Regions from separate parts of the Homo sapiens genome. Here region 2 is linked to region 1. A link is a loop called in an ENCODE intact Hi-C map of the cell type or tissue named here. Cell type or tissue: sigmoid colon. All regions are shown on one strand. Each heading gives the region's core, and the rest is flanking DNA. Links, peaks and the distances in the headings are about the cores only.

Region 1 (10,631 bases), core at 1,412-9,411:
GCCCATACCTGCAATTCCAGCACTTTGGGAGGCCAAGGGGGTAGGATTGCTTGAGCCCAGGAGTTCAAGACCAGCCTGGCATCATGGCAAGACCCTGTTTCTACAAAAAAATTAAAAAATTAGCCAGGCAGACGGGCATGGTGGCTCACACCTATAATCCCAGCACTTTGGGAGGCCGAGGAGGGCAGATCATGAGGTCAGGAGTTTGAGACCAGCCTGACCATCATGGTGAAACCCTATCTCTACTAAAAATACAAAAATTAGCCGGGCATGGTTGCGCGCACCTGTAATCCCAGCTACTCGGGAGGTGGAGTTTGCAGTGAGTTGAGATCCCACCACTGCACTCCAGCCTGGGCGACAGAGTGAGACTCTGTCTCAAAAAAAAAAAAAAAAAATTAGCTGGGGATGGTGGCCATGGTCCCAGCTACTTGGAAAGCTGAGGCAGGAAGATCCCTTGGAGCCTAGGATTTCAAGGCTTCAGGGAGCCACGAAGGTGCTACTTCACTCCAGCCTGAGCAACATAGTGAGACTCTGTCTCAAAAACAAACACAAAAACACCCACCAGTCACCTAGGTGTGAGATGATACTAAACTAAGCAGAGACCAGGAAACCAAGCTGTGCGTGTTTTTCTCAGTGATGAGGCAGCCCCACTCATAATGTGCTTGTGGCGTAACCCCTGCGTCCTTCCGCCTCCTCCACAACAGTCACTCTGAGTCGTCACTGTCATACCTCTTTACTCCAGGAGCCTTGTATGTTCATGCATAGGGGCCAGCTCTCACGAGGGTCAGCTTCCCGGCCTCATGCCCTGGAAATCTAGGTTGCATTTGTACAACGGGACAGTCAAGATGCTCTGAGGCATCATGATTATAAACACAATTTTTATGAAAACAATCTTGAAGGCATATCTTTGCATTTATCCTTGTTTCTTTAGTACATATTCTCTAGAAATAGAAATGTCTAGACAAAAGCATCTAAAAAACATTTGTCATATTATAATCCAAAAAGCAAGTTCCAATTTATACGTGCTTTTCCCATCTTGCATGACAATATTTATTTCCACATATTCTTGCCAATGTTGGTAATTATCCTAGTTTGTATTTGTCAATTTTCTATATTCTACAGAAGTTTTTTGTTGTTGTTGTTAAATAAGGTTTAGCTGGGCGTGGTGACTCATGCCTGTAATCCCAGCACTTTGGGAGGCCAAGGCAGGCGGATCACAAGGTCAGGAGATCCAGACCACGGTGAAACCCCGTCTCTACTAAAAATATAAAAAATTAGCCAGGCTCGGTGGTGGGCACCTGTAGTCCCAGCTACTTGGGAGGCTGAGGCAGGAGAATGGCATGAACCCGGGAGGCAGAGCTTGCAGTGAGCCGAGATCACGCCACTGCACTCCAGCCTGGGCGACAGAGCGAGACTCCGTCTCAAAAAAATAAAAAAAATAAAAAAATAAGGTTTAGTGTTTGCATATACAAACTCTAAAATAAGGAAGCAATTCTTTACAATTTCTGGGCAACAGCAGAGCTGGGAGGAGGGTGAGGCGCTATGTAACTCTCTCAGGTGCATAATTCAAAGAGCTGTCAAAACACTCAGCAATCAAGACATTTAAAATATTTAATATTTCCAAAAGTAAAAATTAGTGCAAAAATCTCTGATGAACAAAGTATCAAAATTTTACATAAGATGGGTTTCCACCCTGCACAACTGCATGCTTGCCTCACTCCTAGTCCTTGCCCTGGTAAGTAGCGTCCTAGTCTTTATTATTTATTTATTTATTTGTTTGCTTTATAGAGACAGGGTTTCACATGTTGGCCAGGCTGGTCTTGAACTCCTGACCTAAAGCGACCTGCCTGCCTCAGCCTCCCAAAGTGCTGGGATTATAGGTGTGAGCCACCATGCCCAGCCAGAGTCCTAGTCTTTAAAGGGACCCTTTAGCCACATCTGCATAAGTCACTTGATCTAATCTCTTCATTTGATCACAACGCTATACTGTAGTTTAATGTCTTACCTCTGTCATAGAACACAAGACAGTGCTTGGTTCCATATCCTAGGAAAATAGGGGGCCAGGACATCACAGGTGCAGCCACAGATCTGAGCAGGTGTCCAAACACAGTGGAGGCTGGGTGCAGTGGCTCATGCCTGTAATCCCAGCACTTTGGGAGGCTGAGGCAGGAGGATTACTTGAGGCCAAGAGTTCACGACCAGCCTGGGCGAAATAGTGAGACTCTGTCTCTACAAAAAAGTTAAAACTTAACTTTTAATTAATGATGGGTGTGGTGCTGTGCACCTGTAATCCTAGCTACTCAGGAGGCTGAGGTGGAAGAATCACTTGAGCCTAGGCGTTCAAACTGCAGTGAGCTGTGATCACATCACTGTACTCCAGCCTGAGCAACAAAGACCCTGATTCAAAAATAAATACAAAATTTAAAAAAAAAAGTTTTATTTTTAGACAGGGTCTCGTTCCCAAACTGCTGGGATTATAGGCGTGAGCCACCTGGCCTGGCCAGATCTTTCTTTTCCTTTTTTTCTTTCTTTTCTTTTCTTTCTTCTTCTTCTTCTTTTTTTTTTTTTTTTTTTTGAGATGGAGTTCCGCTCATGTTGCCCATGCTGGAGTGCAATGGCGCAATCTCAGCTCACTGCAATCTCCGCCTCCCGGATTCAAGCGATTCTCCCGCCTCAGCCTCCTGAGTAGCTGGGATTACAGGCACCGCCACAACGCCAGGCTAATTTTTTTGTATTTTTAGTAGAGATGGGGTTTCACTATGTTGGCCAGGCTGGTCTTCAACTTCTGACCTCAGGTGATCCACCCGCCTAGGCCTCCCAAAGTGCTGGGATTACAGGTGTGAGCCACCGCACCAGCCAGATCTTTTCTTTTCTAAAAGGCATAAAGCCCTGTGGGTGTTGTGAAGGGGTGGGTTGCCCCTCCACACCTGCGGGTGTTTCTCATTAGGTGGAACGAGAGACTTGGAAAAGAAAAAGACACAGAGACAAAGTATAGAGAAAGAAATAAGGGGGCCCAGGGGACCAGCGTTCAGCATATGGAGGATCCCGCCAGCCTCTGAGTTCCCTTAGTATTTATTGATCATTCTTGAGTGCTTCTTCGAGAGGGGGATGTGTCAGGGTCACAAGACATAGGGGGGAGAGGGTCAGCAGACAAACACATGAACAAAGGTCTTTGCATCATAGACAAGGTAAAGAATCAAGTGCTGTGCTTTTAGATATGCATACACATAAACATCTCAATGCTTTACAAAGCATTATTGCTGCCCACATGTCCCACCTCCAGCCCTAAGGCGGTTTTTCCCTATCGCAGTAGATGTAACGTACAATCGGGTTTTATACCGAGACATTCCATTGCCCAGGGACGGGCAGGAGACAGATGCCTTCCTCTTGTCTCAACTGCAAGAGGCATGCCTTCCTCTTATACTAAACCTCAGCACAGACCCTTTACGGGTGTCGGGCTGGGGGACGGTCAGGTCTTTCCCTTCCCACGAGGCCATATTTCAGACTATCACATGGGGAGAAACCTTGGACAATACCTGGCTTTCCTAGGCAGAGGTCCCTGCGGCCTTCTGCAGTGTTTGTGTCCCTGGGTACTTGAGATTAGGGAGTGGTGATGACTCTTAAGGAGCGTGCTGCCTTCAAGCATCTGTTTAACAAAGCACATCTTGCACCGCCCTTAATCCATTTAACCCTGAGTTTGACACAGCATATGTTCCAGAGAGCACGGGGTTGGGGGTAAGGTCATAGATTAACAGAATCTCAAGGCAGAAGAATTTTTCTTAGTACAGAACAAAATGGAGTCTCCTATGTCTACTTCTTTCTACACAGACACAGTAACAATCTGATCTCTCTTGCTTTTCCCCACAGTGTTGTATTTATTGAATTAAGATTGATGCTTCATGTTCTTCAACAGACCAGGAGAGTTTATCTTTCTTATTTAATAAGGTTTTTTGTTTTGTTTTGAGACGGGGTCTCGCTCTGTCCCAGACTGGAATGTAGTGGTGCAATCATGGCTCACTGCAACCTCGACCTCCTGGATTCAAGCAATCCTCCCTCCTGGTCCCTCCAATGTGCTGGAACTACAGACATGAGCCACCACGCTCGGCCTATTTACTAGCCTTTTTACTGAAAAATTTATTCACTCACTTATTGGCCAGGCGCAGTACCTCACACCTGTAATCCCAGCACTTTGGGAGGCCCAGGCAGGAGGATCACTTGAGCCTAGGAATTCCAGACCACCTGGCCAACATGGTGAAATCCCTTCTCTACTGAAAATACAAAAATTAGCCATGGATGGTGGCACACACCTGTAATCCCAGCTAAGTGGGGGCCTGAGGCAAGAGGATCGCTTGAGCCTGGGAGGCAGATGTTGCAATGAGGCCAGATCACACCACTGCACTCCATCCTGGGTGACAGAGCAAGACTCCATCCAAAAAAAAAAAAAAGCATTCACTCACTGTTTTATTTTTCTTATTTAATAGGAAGAAGAAAGTACTGTTCAAATCAGGGACTTGACTCCCACAAGACTCCCACAAGAGCCCGGAGTCTTAAGTGGACAATGAGCCGTTTAAAACCATGCACAGGCCAGTCGCGGTGGCTTAGCCCGTAATCCCAGCACTCTGGGAGGCCAAGGAGGGCAGGTCACTTGAGGTCAGAAGTTCGAGACCAGCCTGGCCAGCATGGTGAAACCCCATTTCTAGTAAAAATACAAAAATTAGCCGGATGTAGTGGTACGCATTTGTAATCCCAGCTACTTGGGAGGCTAAGGCAGGAGAATCGCTTGAAACCGGGAAGCGGAGGTTGCAGTGAGCCGAGATCGCGCCACTGCACTCCAGCCTGGGCAACACAGCAAGACCCTGTCTAAAAAAAAAAAAAAAGCCAGGCTAAGTGTCTCAAGCCTGTAATTCCAGCACTTTGGGAGGCCTAGGCGGGCGGATCACCTGAGGTCAGTAGTTCAATATCAGCCTGGCCAACATGGAGAAACCCTGTCTCTACTAAAAATGCAAAAAAAATTAGCCAGGCGTGGTGGCGGGCGTCAGTAATCCCAGCTACTCGGGAGGCTAGGGAGGCTGAGGCAGGAGAATCGCTTGAGCCCGGGAGGCGGAGGTTGCAGTGAGCCGAGATTGCGCCACTGCACTCCAGCCTGGGCAACAGAGCGAGACTCTGTCTCAAAAATTAAAAGAAATGTGGCATTTTCCAAGTCTTTTTGGCAAGGTGCTTCCTGGCCGTGGGCGTCGCCCTCCGCACCCCCGCGCTTGTCCCCTGAGAGGAGAGGAGAAAGGAGCAGCCCCGAGCCCCGAGCCCCGCGCCCCCGCGTCCCCCGCGCCGCCATCCGCTCTCGGCCGCCACGCCGGGTTCCTGCCGCCTCCCGACGACAACGTCGCCGCTTCACAGGAGGCAGGGCACCCGGCGAGCGGCGACCGCGAACGCCTCTGACGGCCGCCCAGCCGCCCCCAGCCAGGCCCCGTCGTCCCCAGCCCCGCCCGGAGTCAACCCACCTCCCTCCTCGGCGTTCCCTCCTCCACCCGCGTCCCCACCCCCGCCCCGACGTCCCCTCGCTCCCTCTCAGAGTCCCTTCTACCCCGGGGTCCCCCTGCCCTCTGGGCTTCCTCTAGTCCCTCGTTCCTCCCCTGGACATCTCCTCACCCCTAACCCCCGGCGTCCTCACCGCTCCTCGGAGTCACCCACCCCCGCGTCCCCTAGTCCGCCCCGGCGTCCCCTTCTCCCCTGCGTCCCCTTCTCCCCTGCGTCCCCTCGCTCCCTCCCAGAATCCCCATGGCCCAGGGATCCCCCCGATCCTGGGCCTCCTCCTGGGCATCTCCTTAATCCCACCCCCCGGTGCCAGTCCCCGCACCCCGGCGTCCCCTCGCCGGGTCACTACGCGACGCGGAGGAGGCGGAGCCCGAGTCTCGGCCGCCGGGTGGCTGCTCCGCTGCGGCGCCGCAGTTCAGGCTGGGATGCTCCAGCGCGTCTGTGTTCCCGCACCGGAGAAACCACACTCGCTAGCGCTCTGAATTGGTGCTGGAATTCAGGAAAGAGGGCGTCTTTCCTCCTTAGCCTCCCAGCCCTAGAACCATACTGCAGAAACGAGGTCTTTAGCGATGCGGAGTCACCACTTTGGTGTGACCTCGTGGCGCAATGGTAGCGCGTCTGACTCCAGATCAGAAGGTTGCGTGTTCAAGTCACGTCGGGGTCAAGGTTGGGTTTTTTTTTTTTTCTTTCTTAATTGTAGAGGATTGGAAAGAGCGGAATAAAAGTCATAAATGAGAAATTAAGCCCCCTGCAAGATATGTTGTCCTTCCAACGCAACGGAAAGCAACTTCTTTTTCCTTTCCCTGGGAATAAAAACGCCGTTCCGTTCCGAGGGAGGGGCAGCACCAACCCTCCGAGCGAACCGCGAGGGAGCCGGAAGCCACCCAGCCGTGTCGCAGGGAGGGCGCCCCGCCCGCCACTCCCACGCCCACTTCTGCCCGCCCCCCACTCACCTGGGCTCTCACCTGGAAGGGGTCCCTCGCTTCCCGGAAGTGGGTTCCCCACCCTAAGGACTGGTGTCTTTTGCATCTCCGTCTTCTCCCTGCCTGCCTTGAACTTCTCTTTTTTTGTCTGCCGCACTTTCAGGGATTCCTAGTCTCAGTGATGATCTCTCTGGTGGTCCTTTCTCTGACACCTGAATTGACACCTCATTCTCAGCAGGTCTATGATTCGGCCACAGCCGTAAGGCCTGGATATTCACTTCAATGTTGTCTAACAGTTGTTACCATGTATGATATCTGGTTGGCGGGTTCATAGGATCTAATGTTACGAAACATGATGTTCAGGTCTGAATTCTCTCCACCTGCGTGGTCCAAAAGCCCCAGGCCAAGAAATTATAGTTTCCCAGGTTAGGATACCCCACAGATGCTGGCAGAAGTTGAGGTAAATTCTCTCTGAGAGAAATACATCCTCACAACAGGCCTTTTAGTTTTCCCACATATAAAGTCCCAGTCGAAATTTACTCATAATACATTTTAAAGGAAAATAAAGTCTGTGAAGCTGATTCTGCTGTCCACTGTTTTTGCAAAAACAGCAGAATCAGATCCACAGATTCCAGTATGGAGATTATCAGATATTGAATACCCAATGGATATGTTTAATCTTTTTCAAAAAATAAAAGAGGAGACCAAAAAGTTAACTAGAGAACGATAAACAATAAAAATATATGTGTAAATAACTAAAAACAAAATTCTAGCAATGGAAGATTTAATACTTGAAGTTAGAAACACAATGGATATATTTAACAGCAGATTAGACTGAGTTGAAAAAAGAATAAAATGGAATATTGTGGTGATTCAAAATATGTGGTCAGTCATGACTAAATATACAAATTGAAAACTGCTCAACCGTATTATAAAAATAGAGGGTCAGGCATGGTAGCTCATGCCTGTAATCCCAGCACTTTGGGAGGCCCAGGAGGGAGGATCTCTTGAGCCCAAGAGTTCAAGACCAGACTGAACAACATGGTGAGACCCCATCTCGGAAGTAGTGGTGCACTGCTGTGGTCCCAGCTACTCAGGAGGCTGTGGCAGGAGGATCACTTGAGCCCAGGAGCTCAGGAGGCTGCAGTGAGCCATGATCACACCACTGCACTCCAGCCTGGGCAATAGAGTGAGACCCTGTCTCAAAAACAAAACAAAACAAAAAGTAGGCTGGACGGATCACCTGTGGTCAGGAGTTCGAGACCAGCCTGACCAACATGGAGAAACCCCATCTCTACTAAAAATACAAAATTAGCCAGGCGTGGTGGCACATGCCTTTAATCCCAGCTACTCAGGAGGCTGGGGCAGAAGAATCGCTTGAACCCAGGAAGCAGATGTTGCGGTGAGCCAAGATCATGCCATTGCACTCCAGCCTGGGAAACAAGAGCGAAACTCTGTCTCAAAAAAAAAAAAAAAAAAAAGTCAAGGAATTATGTTTTGGTATAAAATTCTTTGATTTCTTTTAGGGCCTGCTGTCTGTCACGTTAGTATCTTATTGCTACGAAAAGTCAGTCTTAAGGTCTCTGTTTCTTTCTTTTTCTTTTCTTTTTTTTTTTTTTTTTTTTTTTTTTTTTTTTTGAGACAGAGTTTCCCTCTTGTTGCCCAGGCTGCAGGATCTCTGCAACCTTCGCCTCCTGGGTTCAAGCGACTCTCCTGCCTCAGCCTCCCAAGTAGTTGGGATTACAGGCTTGGTGCACCACTACACCTGGCTAATTTTGTACTTTTAGTAGAGATGAGGTTTCACTATTTTGGTCAGGCTGGTCTCGAATTCCTGACCTCAGATGATCCACTCGCCTCCTAAAGTGCTGGGATTACAGGCATGAGCCACTACGCCAGGCCAAGGTCTCTATTTAAAATTGGTGCTGGTCAACTGTGCCTGAATTCCAAAGGGAGGAAGGTATAAGGAAACACGACCACCCATTCCCACCACGGCCTGAACTCGTATTTCAGGTTTACTTTAGAATTGCGCTTGGCCGAGAGGAGGGGTCCGTTCCGTTGTTTGGGGGGCCTAGGAATTTTTTTTTTTTTTTTTTTTTTTTGAGACGGAGTCTCGCTCAGTGGCCCAGGCTGGGATGCAAGCGATCTCAGCTCACTGCAAGCTCCGCCTCCCGGGTTCACGCCATTTTTCTGCCTCAGCCTCCCTAGTAGCTGGGACTACAGGCGCCCGCCACCACGCCTGGCTAATTTTCTGTATTTTTAGTAGAGACGGGGTTTCACCGTGTTAGCCAGGGTAGTCTCAATCTCCTCACCTCGTGATCCACCCGCCTCGGCCTCCCAAAGTGCTAGGATTACAGCGTGAACCACCGCGCCCGGCCTGGGGAACCTAGGATTTTTAGTTTACACCACATACTGGCATCCTTGGCTCCAGAGGGGAGGAATGAGCTTGGGCTTCAGAACTGAGAATGTTCCTATCAGAATCTGTTCCTTCAATGGGCTAAAGCCTGAGCACATGTCACCAAAGCTGGAGAGCTAAGCGGCACAAGCCGAGATCTGGAACCCACCTTCTGTTCCTCCCACGCGCCATCTGAACTTGATACTCAACATGAGAAATTCCTCAGCGTCAGCCCCACTCCCACCTCAGAGGAGGGGCAGCCTCCCTCAGCGGGGACTTCAGCCCCGGGGACACTGCCTGGCCAGGCCTGGGTGAAGAGTCCTCACGACCTCATTCCCTGGAGCTGCCTGTGGGAGAGAGAACTCTAGAAGCTGAGTGTCAGAAAGAAACCGGGTGATCTCAGCCTAGTTCGTGCTCCAGAGGATACACAAAACTGACAGTGGCTGGGAATAGAGGCAAAAAGTGTTCAGAGCGGACTACAGAACTGGAAGGTCCCATTTGCATAAAACAGACAGAATGCCAGGGACCCACAGACTCCCACTCACACAGGACTAGAAAGGAACACGCCAAAACGTTAGTGATAATGATCTCTGGGTGACAAGATAACAGATTTTTTAAACAATCTTTTTGCCTGTGTTTTATTATTTTGAAGCAACAAACAATAAAGAATAGTAGTAAATGTTCCAGCCTACAGTGAGAGGACCTGGCCAGAAATCCTGACTCCTGCCCTGATTAGTTGTGTGGCCTGGGACAGTTTATTTAACCTCTCAGTCCCCAACTTCTTCATCAGTAAAATGGGAATAATAATTGTCCCCACCTTACAGGGCAAATAAGAGAATTCGGTGAATGGATTAGAGTTCATACTGCATGAGTGAACACAGAGAGCTTCAAACAGTGCCTGGCACATGGCAAACACCATAGACGCTGGCGTTGTGTTCACCATTACTCTGTAAACCAAAAATAAAATTCTGACCAGGTGTGGTGGCTCACAGCTGTAATTCCAACACTTTGGGATACCAAGGCAGGAAGATCGCTGGAGCCCAGGAGTTTGAGACCAGTCTGGGCAACATAGAAAGACCTCATCTCTACAAATAATAATTTAAAAAATTAGCCAGGTGTGGTGGCATGCACCTGTAGTCCCAGCTATACTCAGGAGGCTGAGGTGGGAGGACTGCTTGAGCCCAGGAGGTGAAGGCTGCAGTAAGCCATGATCATACTGCTATACTCCAGCCTGGGTGACAGAGCGAGGCCTTGTCTCAAAATAAAATAAATACAAAATAGTAAAATAAAAATGTCTAAGCTCTCCAGCTGACTGGCAGACACGCCCCATTCCCTACCTCTGCCCCCTCCTCAGCCAAAGACATTCCAAACCTGAAAATCTAGTTCAAGCCATGATGGGAAGAGGAGTCTACATGCCTCATGATACCCTTCTCCCTTTGGAATTCAGGTACAAGGGACCAATATTAATGTTAAAATAAAGATCTGGCAGGGCGCAGTGGCTCATGCCTGTAATCCCAGCACTTTGGGAGGCCAAGGCAGGTGGATCACCTGAGGTCAGGAGTTTGAAACCAGCCTGGCCAACATGGTGAAACCCCGTCTCTACTAAAAATACAAAAATTAGCCAGGCATGGTGGCCGGCACCTGTGATCCCAGCTACTTGGGAGGCTGAGGCAGGAGAGTTGCTTGAACCTAGGAGGCAGAGGTTGCAATGAGCCAAGATCAGGCCACTGCACTCCAGCCTGGGCAACAAGAGCAAAACTCCGTCTCAAAATAAATAAATAAAT
Region 2 (10,631 bases), core at 1,283-9,282, 220 kb after region 1:
CTTAGGAAGCTTTCGCCCCTCCTCAAAAAAAAAAAAAAAAAAGAAAGAAAAAAGAAAAAAGAAAAAACCGCTATCCAGGGCCCGCCCCAGACATTCTGATCGGAAATTGGCCCAGACAGCTGGGGTTTTTTTGCCTGATTTCTTTTTTTTTTTTTTTTTTTTTTGAGACGGAGTCTCGCTCTGTCGCCCAGGCCGGACTGCGGACTGCAGTGGCGCAATCTCGGCTCACTGCAAGCTCCGCTTCCCGGGTTCACGCCATTCTCCTGCCTCAGCCTCCCGAGTAGCTGGGACTACAGGCGCCCGCCACCGCGCCCGGCTAATTTTTTGTATTTTTAGTAGAGACGGGGTTTCACCTTGTTAGCCAGGATGGTCTCGATCTCCTGACCTCATGATCCACCCGCCTCGGCCTCCCAAAGTGCTGGGATTACAGGCGTGAGCCACCGCGCCCGGCCGCCTGATTTCTTTAACTTCTTATTGAAGTATATCATTTATACAGAAAACTGTGCACGTGTACACCTCCTTGGATTTTCATAAAATAAATGCACTTGAGTAACCAGCAGACAGATCAAGAAACAGAACTTTGGTGGCTTCCAAGCCCCCTGGTTTCCCCTTCCAGTCACTGTCCCTTACCAAGGGTAGCCACTGCTTTGACTTTGGGCACCAGAGAATCATTTGCCAGGCATTCTTCTAAACCTCCCTCTCTGATGTGCAGCTGGCGCTGAGAGCCACAGGTCTGGACACATTCACCCTGGGGCTAGGGCAGGGCCCAGCTTCTCAGCATGTTGCTGCCAGACTTGATCCCAATTAGTGTCCTTGGCAAAGATGGAGGGGTGCAGTGCCATTGTGCTCAATGGTTACTTCTCAAATTAAAAGGTGCATGTCCTGACTCTCCTAGGACTGCCTGATATGGGTGGGCTACTGAGCCTGGCTACTGTTGGCTCTACACCTATTTGTCCCTGAGGTTACCCTTCCAGGCACTGGCAGGGCTGTCAGGTCTCAGTGACTTGATACTGCTTATCCCCGCCATCCCCTCCCAACTTGGTCAGCCCTCGCCAAGGGGAGGATTCGGGGTCTGTGAAGCCAGCCCAGGTGCGGTCCAGGGAGCAGGCGCTGGGGACTTGGGTGCCCAGCCGCAGGGATCCCTCTTAACTCCACTGTCCTCATCGGGCGGAGACCGGCTGGCATGAAACACCGGGCTTTTTGAGGTCAAAGCGAGGCTTCGCCCACGCACGTGACACCGCCAGGGCGCGCAAACAGGAAGCCCGAGCCCGGGCTGCAGGCGTTGGCACCGCAGCACTCGACTGGCCTCTCTCTAACCGCAGGTCCTAACTCAGAGCAGCCTCCGGCGCGGGTGGCGCGGATACCGAGGCCTGCGGGGGACATCCGCCGCCTGGAACGCCCCGCCCGGTCAGCCAGCCCCTCAGGGGCGGCGAGCGCGCCCACCCGCTCCCCGTGGACCCTGCCCTCGGGGGCTGCACAGGTCTCCCCAGGACGCGTGGCCCCCACACTGGACCCCCGGACAGGCCCTGCCCACGGCCTGGAAGGCGTGGTCCTGTGTGCCACGTGACAGCCTCCGCGCGGGCCGCAGGGGGTTGGACACCTCTCCCAGGATGGACCAATCTTTTTTTTTTTTTTTCAAGTTGAGACGGTTTGAATGGCATCTGTTCCTCCTAACCCGTGACCCCTGACTGACTGTGTGAGGCCTGTCGGGAGGTCTCCACTTCAGCTATCTCCCCATCCACAACCTCACTGTCTTCATACTGACCCCACTGAACAAAGCCTGGCTTTACCATCCTTCCTCGTGGGCCTTGCTAGGAGGCAGACCCCTAGCCTGAGGGCCAGGGGGGCTTCCAGACCACCCAGCAGGCCATTTCTTGACCCATCAGACCTATGTTAGCCTGCGGGGAAAGAGGACATCCCCACCTGCTCCTCATACCTGCACGCCCTTCGTGAGGTTGTTTGTTTAACCCAACTGGAATGAGAGAAAGGAAATACATAATTTAAGCTCACTTCAGATAGACTTGGATTACATTCTGATTCTGCCACTTTTTCGTTGTGTTGACCTTGGGCGAGTCATTTACTCTCTTTAGTTTGTTCCTTCCTTGTAATAAAATTACATATGATCCAGCAACTCCATTTCCATAAATACCCAAAAGAACTGAAAGCAGGGACTCAAAAAGATATTTGTGCACCCATGTTCACAGCAGCATTATTCGCTACAGCCAGTGGTGGAAACAGCCCTAGTGTCCATCAGCAGATGCGTGAGTCACCAAAATGCGGTACATGCATATGACGGAATACTACTCAACCATAAAAAGGAAGGAAATTCTGACAGATGCCACATATAACATGGATGAACTTTGAGGACATTTTGCTGAATGAAATAAGCCAGACACAAAGGGACAAACACTGTGTGATTCCACTTACCTGAGGGACTTAGAGTCGTCAAATTCCAAGAGACAGAAAGTAGAATGGTGGTTGTCAGGGGCTGGAGAGAAGGTGGGAGTTGTTTAAAGTGTAAATTGTTTCAGTTTTGCAAGATGAAAAGAGTTCTGCAGACTGCTTGCACAGCAATGTGAAGGTATTTAACTATTGAACTGTACACTTAAATCGGGTAAGATGGTAATTTTTTTTTTTTTTTGAGATGGAGTCTGTCTCTGTCGCCCAGGCTGGAGTGCAATGGCGTGATCTCTGCTCACTACAACCTCCACCTCCTGGATTCAATCGATCCTCCTGCCTCAGCCTCCCAAGTAGCTGGGATTACAGGCGTGCACCACCACACCCAGCTAATTTTGGTATTTTTAATAGAGACAGGGTTTCACCATGTTGGCCAGGCTGGTCTCGAACTCCTGACCTCAAATGATCCATCCACCCGCCCCGGGCCTCCCAAAGTGCTGGGATAATAGGTGTGAGCTACCTCACCCAGCCAAGATGGTAAATTTTATGTTGTGTGTATTTTATCACGATTAAAATACAAATAAAAACAAACCTGACATACAGTATTGGTACAAGAAGGAGATAGGCTAACATAGATGTAAGTGTCTGGAACCTAGTAGACATTTATCCAATGTTATGGTCCTTTTTTCTTTCATGCTAAAATTCTGGGTCCTTGGCTCCTGATGTCTTAAAGACATAGACTAGATGAAACTCATTTGTAAGTAGCCCAGACATTACTTATATATCAATGAACACTGTAAAAGTTCTCAGGTTTCTTTTCTTAAGTAGGTTAAATAATCTGCATAACACATTTTGTTACATAACAAATATTTTTGAAGAAGGAGTAAGAGGAGGAGAACGAGGAGGAGGGGGGGGAGAAGGAGAAGATGACTCCTTTGGCTTGGAAAGAAAACTTTGGCTTGGCGTTTAGCATTTTCATTTCTACAAATTCCCCACAGAATACGTCTGAATGGTGTGTAGGAGTGTATGTGATGATGTAATGATATATGTAGGAATCGGAGCCTCCATTATGTGCTAATTGTGCAGCACGAGACACATCTCATTTAATCTCATTTAATGCCAACCTTTTCAGGCAGATATACTTATTCCCATTTTACAAATGACAGGATTGAAGCTCAGAGAAAGAAAGTACTTGCCCAAGGTCACACTGCTAGAAAGTGGCAGACTCAGAATATGAGGCTGAGTCTGTCTCCTATCCAAGTGCACATCCTTTCTACTTCATCTGGGATGACAGATAGCTTTTCTCCAGCCTGCCAGTTCTACTCTGTTGTACTGCATTGCTATATTGTGAATTCAGCGGATTCAGCAAAGCAAACAAGAGTGCGGTGATCAACTTGTAATGTCTGCCATGGACACTGGATAGAGGAGTAACAGTATGTGTGCTTATGGAAAAACCTCTCCAACTTACATCATAGTGAGCACAGGTTTAGGAGCAGAACTAGAAAGAAAATATTTTTTTCTGTCTGTCTAGCAACTGTTGGCCTGAAAAAGAACTCAGTGTCAGAATGGTCAGGAAGGCCCAGCCTTCCTACTGTCAGGGTGTCTAGCCGGGGCTAGGTCTCTCTGTCCTCACCCCTTTGCCTTCCCAAGGTAGGGAAGGTGTAGAAAATCCAGTTGGGAATTTCTGGTAGAAACTTCTACTCCTGGTGCCAATTTCTACCAGTCAGCTACCCTGTAAACTTCTATCAGGCATACAAGCCTTGGGAAACAGAGAGCTGTTGTCTTGCTCAAGCACAAGTTACCAGCAACAAACATTTGTTTCCCAGCAGATCACATGAGGACTTGTGAGATCATGTCTGGCCCTGGCTCAAATAGAAGATGTTCCATTAAAGCAGTTCCCGGGGACCAGGCCTAGGCAACTTTCCTAGGATGGGCAAGGCAGTTGTTCGGGAAGCTTGGCACCTGCACAGCCCCATTGTCATGTGAGGAAACGAAGGGTGTGAGCTTTCCCCCACCTGTCCACTTAGAAGCGTGGGTCAAAGCAGAGAAGAGGGGATATCTCCTTCCCATCTGCCCTTGTCCTCCCACCCCACCCAGGCTGAGGTGCCTCCTACTCCTCCTGCTCTGCTAAGAGGCTGAGATCTGTCTGAGCTGTTGGCAGAACCCTAGAAAGTGCTCCCAGGTCATCCCAGGCCTCCCAGAGGCAGGGTCTGGCAGGGTGGAGAGCTGCCATCATGGCAGAGAACTGCAGCATCAGGCAGGGAAACCAAGGCAGGGCCCAATGGGTGTGGGTGAAAGCTGCACATCCAGAAGTACACGGCTTCCCCCAGGCACCGCAGATCCTGGCCCTGAACGACAAGAGTGCCTGACCTCACGATTGCCAGCAGCTGCCTGTCCTGCAAGGCCTGGCCCTGTGCCAGGGCAGCTGCTTTGCGTGTGGCTGCCTCTCCTGCCCAAACAATTTCTGTTGCCTTTAGGAATGAAGGAGCTCAGGCCAAGCCCAGTTGGTGTTTTCAAAATTTCCTGTAAACAAAGGAAAAGATGAAGCTTATATAACACCCTTGGCTGGAGAATCAGCGGCTGCTTGGCATAGCTGAGAGAGAGGCCTGGGCGCAGACAGTGGTGTGTCCAGGCAGGCAGGGGCCTGGGTCATCCCTCTCAGGACTATTCTTTCTGAACCTTCTGCAAACTCTCCAGTGACCTCTGGGGCCCATTTCAGAGGTCTGAGCAGCTCAGGCTTGGAGAACCACAGAGCTAGAAGGAAAAAGTATTGGAAATAATAAGAACTAATATTCATTAGCCCCCGATTAGGCGCAAGTGCTTTACCTGCACAATCTCATTTAATCCACACCAACCCTAGGAGGCAAACACTGAGGTAACCAATTAGTAGCTGAAAGATAGGCCCGGGGGTGGGCCAGCCACCCACGTTCACATGGTTGGGTATGATCGATCACTTGGCCCTCAGCTTCCCTTCCACCTCCTGCTCACAGCTCTCTATGCAGCAGCAGCTAAAACCCACATTTCCCAGACTCCCCTGGGGCAGGGTTCCAGGGAAGAATGAAGTTCTGCACTTCAGATGCACTTGTGTGAGAGTTGGCTGCTTCGGGCCAGGCGCGGTGGCTCACGCCTGTAATCCCAGCACTTTGGGAGGCCGAGAAGGGTAGATCACAAGGTCAGGAGTTTGAGACCAACCTGACCAACATGCTGAAACCCTGTCTCTACTAAAAAAAAAAAAAAATTAATTAGCCGGGCGTGGTGGCAGGCGCCTGTAATCCCAGCTACTGGGGAGGCTGAGGCAGGAGAATCACTCGAACCCAGGAGGCGGAGGTTGTGGTGAGCTGAGATCAAGCCACTGCACTCCAGCCTGGGTGACAGAGGGAGACTCTGTCTCAAAAAAAAGAAAAAAAAAAAAAGAGTTGGCTGCTTTGGTTGCTGGGTTTCCTGCACTAGTGATCTCTTATCCAGCAGCCGCTTCTGTGAGTGTCAAGAAGCAGTTACAGTGGTGATGGCAGTGCCAGCTTCCCAGTCCCAGCTTCCCTTGGATTGAGCCCATGACAGGAAGGTTTTGTTTGTTTGAGATGGAGTTTTGCTCTTGTTGCCCAGGCTGGAGTGCAATGGCAAGATCTCGGCTCATTGCAACCTCCAGCTCCCAGGTTCAAGCGATACTCCTGCCTCAGCCTCCCAAATAACTGGAACTACAGGTGTGCAGCACCACGCCCAGCTAATTTTGTATTTTTAGTAGAGACGGGGTTTCACCATGTTGGCCAGGCTGGACTCAAACTCCTGACCTCAAGTGATCCGCCCGCCTCAGCCTCCCAAAGTGCTGGCATTACAGGCGTGAGCCACCGCTCCCGGCCGACAGGGAGTTCTTGACTTTCACAGTTGCAGGGTGGCCTCAGGTGGGTGGTGTGTGTGCGCAGGGATCTGCACAAAGACTGGCGTTGCGCGGGTGTCTACAGTCTGGAGGCCCTGCTGACGCCCTGCAGTCCTGGGGAGGAAGAGACTTGGAGGGAGGAGGTGCTGGGAGGTCTAAGCAGAAGTCTCAGGAGAACAAGCCCGCCCTGTTCAGGAGACACTGGAACAAGGAGTACACCAAGCGGTAAGAGGAGGAGAGATAAGAGGCTCTCAGATGTAAGTAATGGGAAATGCTTCAAAATGGCAAAATGGCTTGAGGAAAAGAAAATTTGTTAAAGGGAAGGCAGCTCCAGCAGCTCATTCACATCCCAGAGCAGCCCAGGGGCATCATCTCCCTACTAAGCCGGTCTCAGCCCGCCGGCCTCGCCTCAGGGCTGTCCTCATGGCCACAAGATGGCTGTGCATTCCAAGTTCACAACCAGACATGCCACTCTCTGGCGGGAGAGGGGTCGCCCTTTCTTGTGCATCTGTTTTTATTGGTGCTATGATCTGAATGTTTGTGTCCCCCTAAGCATTCAGGTGTTGAAATCCTTGTCCCCAGTGTGATGGTATTAGGAGTTTGGGGCCTTTGGGAGGTGATTAGTGCCCTTACAAAAAAGGCCTGAGGGGCCGGGCAGGTGCCTGTAATCACAGCACTCTGAGAGGCTGAGGCGGGCAGATCACTTGATGTCGGGAGTTTGAGACCAGCCTGGCCAACATGGTGAAACACCATCTCTACTAAAAATACTCTACTAAAAATTAGCTGGGCGTGGTGGTGCACGCCTGTAATCCCAGCACTTTGGGAGGCCAAGGTGAGTGGATCACTTGAGGCCAAGAGTTCGAGACCAGCCTGACCAACATGGTGAAACCCCATCTCTACTAAAAATACAAAAATTAGCTGGGCGTGGTGGTACACACCTGTAATTCCAGCTACTCGGGAGGCTGAGGCAGGAGAATCACTTGAACCCGGGAGGTGAAGTTTGCAGTGAGCCAAGATTGTGCCACTGCACTCCAGCCTGGGTGACAGAGTGAGACTCTGTCTAAAACAAAAAACAAAAAACAAACAAATAACATATAACCCAGATATAGTGATGCCCTGGCTCTAGCCTAGAACATAGGATGAAAATCTCAGGATCCTAAGCATCATCATTTTTAAAGAAATTTTCAAAATTGAATTCTGTTAACAATGAGGGAGGAGGAACAGATTTGCACAGGCAACAGCAGTGTTTGCCACGCTTGCTCAGTCCAGGCAGTCAGTCCAGCCACTCAAGGTGACTCCAGAGAAATTTTGGGAAAGAAGGGGACTCAGAGAAGGAGCCACCCTGCTGTCCCCTGGGCAGGGCTGGCCCACAGCAGAGGCGGAGCTGAGTCCAAGCCTGGCACCAGTCCTCCCTGCAGCCTTCTGGAGTGTGAGCTGGTGAAGTTCCTTTTTTAAACTTTTTGAATCTTAGTTTGCTGCTATTTCAACATCATCCTGACAGATTGGGATCCGGGAAATGTCACCCGCTCAGCCTTGAGTACCCCAAAGTGGGATGAGCAGAGAGGTGGCCAAGGAGTAGAGGGGAGTCCCGGCAGAGCAGTGAGGGCTCTGGAGCCGGGGGCCCCACATTCAAGGCAGATGGTGTGGGAACTGCCTGGATGGCAGCAGTTGGGGGAGAGGGGACAAGAGTCATTGCAGGTCAGGGTTGGAGCTCAGGGGCCCGTGCCCTACCTTTCCCTCAGGCAAGTCCTCAACCAATGGTCTCTAAACACCAGCACACCCCTCATGACCTGCATGGCGTGGCCTGGCTTTGTAGGGTAGTTCTCATGTCACTTTATTCCTGTGTTTATTGTCTTTCTCTGTCCATGCAGCAGGGACATTTGCTGCTCAACAAATAACGACTGCTCCTCCACAGTTCCCAGAACCCTTTCAGCTCTGGGCTGTGGTCCTGGCCAGTGGGCTATGAGTGGAGGTGATCTGGGGTGGCCTCTCCAGTTCTCCCTTCCCTGCTTTGGTGAACCCCTAGCCCTGCACTGAGATGGTGAAGGCTCTGTCAGCTCCTCTCTGGTTGACCTTGTGGAGCAGAGCTCCCCCAACCTCCTCTGTAGCCGCCGCCATTCTGAGGTTAACTTGTTCCTGCCGCATAACCCTGCAGGTCCTGCCGAAGACGCTCCCATCAAGGTGAGCTCCTCGAGCGCAGTCCCCGCCACGACTGCCTGCTGGAGGAACCCATAGGTGGGCGCAATCTTCCCTTCTGCTCTAGAACATCAGGAGACAGAGGGCATCAGCAATGCAACAGAGACGGAAGCCTTTTATGGCTTGAGACTTTGCCTTTTAGTTTCCTGTTTGGGAGAGACTCTACATTTTCTTTTGTTTTGCTTTGTTTTTTTGTTTGTTTGTTTTGAGACAGAGTCTCACTCTGTCACCCAGGCTGGAGTGTAGAGATGCTACCTTGGCTCACTGCAACATCTACCTCCTAGGTTCAAGCGATTCTCCTGCCTCAGCCTCCAGAGTAGCTGGATTACAGGCACCTGCCACCACACCCAGCTAATTTTTGTATTTTAGTAGAGAAGGGGTTTCACCATGTTGGTTAGGCTGGTCTCAAACTCCTGACCTCAAATGATCTGCCCGCCTCAGCCTCCCAAAGTGCTGGGATTACATACATTTTTTTTTTAATCTGAGAATCTAAACACCAGGAGCAATCAATGGACTCAACAATGGCATGCTATGGCTGTGGCTCCTGGGCAGAAGTAGGCCCCCTTCTGTGCACCATGCATAGCATGGCATGGATTGCAATGTGCAATCCGGAAATGTCACCTGCTCTCCTTGGTGACACGAGAGTTGCGATTATCCTTGGTCTTTATGTTTTGGACAATAGCAATTATGTGGAAAGGTTGAATCATAATTGGGCAAATATTTTTTTCCAGCCCATTCCTTAATCCATGTCATAGAAAGAAAAAACAGTAGATTAAATCATGGTGTTGGGACTAGACCAATTTTTTTAAATTGCTGTTTTATTTTAAATTGAGATCTAATTTGGAAATAGAATTAGTTCAGAAAAGGTCAGACTTGGGGCATTATGAATAAAGTAGGTAATATTGTAAATTGTGTCATACTAACAACACATAGAAAAAGGAGATGGACGAGGATGAAAAGAAGAGGAAGAGGAGAAAGAGGTGATTATGATTCTCACCCACCTGCTCTAATTCTTCAGTTTGGAAAGTGCAGATAATGTCCTTGGGAACCCTTAGCTTTCTCTCCTCCATTCTGAATGTTTCCAACTGCGTCAATAGCTCCTGATGCAAAGGTTTTGAGGAGGCTCTGTGATGTCAGAGAAGACCAGATGCCCCAGAGCTGTGGCACCTGTGGCTGGCACCCGGAGACCTTGGCTAGTGACACTGCTTCTTAAACCTCAGGTTCCTAATCTATAAATAGAGTCAGTGTGGTGGCTTACGCCTGCAATCCCAGTACTTTGGGAGGCTCAAGCAGGAGGATCAGTTGAGGCCAGGAGTTCAAGACCAGCCTGGGCAACACAGTGAAACCCTGTCTCTACAAAAAATTAAAAATTAAGCATGGTGGTGCACACCTGTAGTCCCAGCTACTGGGGAGGTTGAGGGGGGAGAATCGCTTAAGCCCAGGAGTTCGAGGCTACAGTGAGCCGTGTTTGTGCCGCTGCACTCCAGCAACAGAGAGAGATCCTGTCTGTAAAATAAAAAATAAAAATAAATAAATTTCAACAAATGAGCTCACACCCTCACTGCACAGGGCCATTGTGCAGTGGGTGTAGTGGGTGCATTGTGCATTGGGTGAAGGTGAAGGTGAGAAGCCAGCATGTGCCAGCCAAGGCTCCTCTTCCTCCCACCTTCGGCTGGGGGCAACTGTCATTTATCAGAGCATTACCTGTGGGGCCCTTACCTGGGATGCATGAGGACAACAGGACACACTGTCTTTGATTAGGATGTTGTCTTTGTGGTTAATATGGTTTAAAACCTCTGGGCTGTTTTATCCCACAGCGGGATCCTATGAAGCTTGTTGTCATCTAAAATCAGGTAATTTCAGGCTGGGCACAGTGGCTCATGCCTATAAACCCAGCATTTTAGGAGGCCGAGGTGAATGGATCATTTGAGGTCAGGAGTTCGAGACCAGCCTGGCCAACATGGTGAAACCCTGCCTCTACTAAAAATATAAAAATTAGCCTGACATGGTGGTGGGCACTTGTAGACCCAGCTACTCGTGAGGCTGAGGTAGGAGAATTGCTGGAACTCAGGAGGTGGAGGTTGCAGTGAGCCAAGATCACACCACTGCACTCCAGCCTGGGTGACAGAGCAAGCGAGACTCTGTCTCAAAATAAATAAATAAA

What was found. Hi-C counts contacts between places; a loop is a spot of excess contacts. Peaks named below come from ENCODE experiments on the same cell type or tissue, not always from the same donor. Only the 100,000 strongest peaks of a DNase experiment are listed, where the experiment ranks them.
Region 2: a loop joins it to region 1, with 3 times the contacts of the local background. A loop is called at or near these places in 5 of 110 quality-filtered maps.

Annotation. Positions count from the first base shown.
Region 1 is chr17:19,502,057-19,512,687 of GRCh38, forward strand. It overlaps TRW-CCA2-1 (tRNA-Trp (anticodon CCA) 2-1), which reads left to right and starts at 6,125; the gene lies at 6,125-6,196. RefSeq lists enhancers at 3,424-4,023, 8,212-8,833 and silencers at 5,238-5,407, 5,478-5,537, 5,648-5,697, 5,778-5,857. In sigmoid colon, for the core only: no CTCF peak of the experiment used is centred there; DNase peaks (open chromatin) are centred at 4,355, 5,405, 6,015, 6,465 and 1 weaker place; H3K4me3 peaks cover 1,945 bases; H3K27ac peaks cover 1,891 bases.
Region 2 is chr17:19,723,401-19,734,031 of GRCh38, forward strand. No RefSeq gene overlaps it. Among named protein-coding and RNA genes, the nearest start is that of SLC47A2, 12 kb to the left of the region's middle. In sigmoid colon, for the core only: no CTCF peak of the experiment used is centred there; DNase peaks (open chromatin) are centred at 1,576, 4,271 and 4,811; H3K4me3 peaks cover 421 bases; H3K27ac peaks cover 3,183 bases.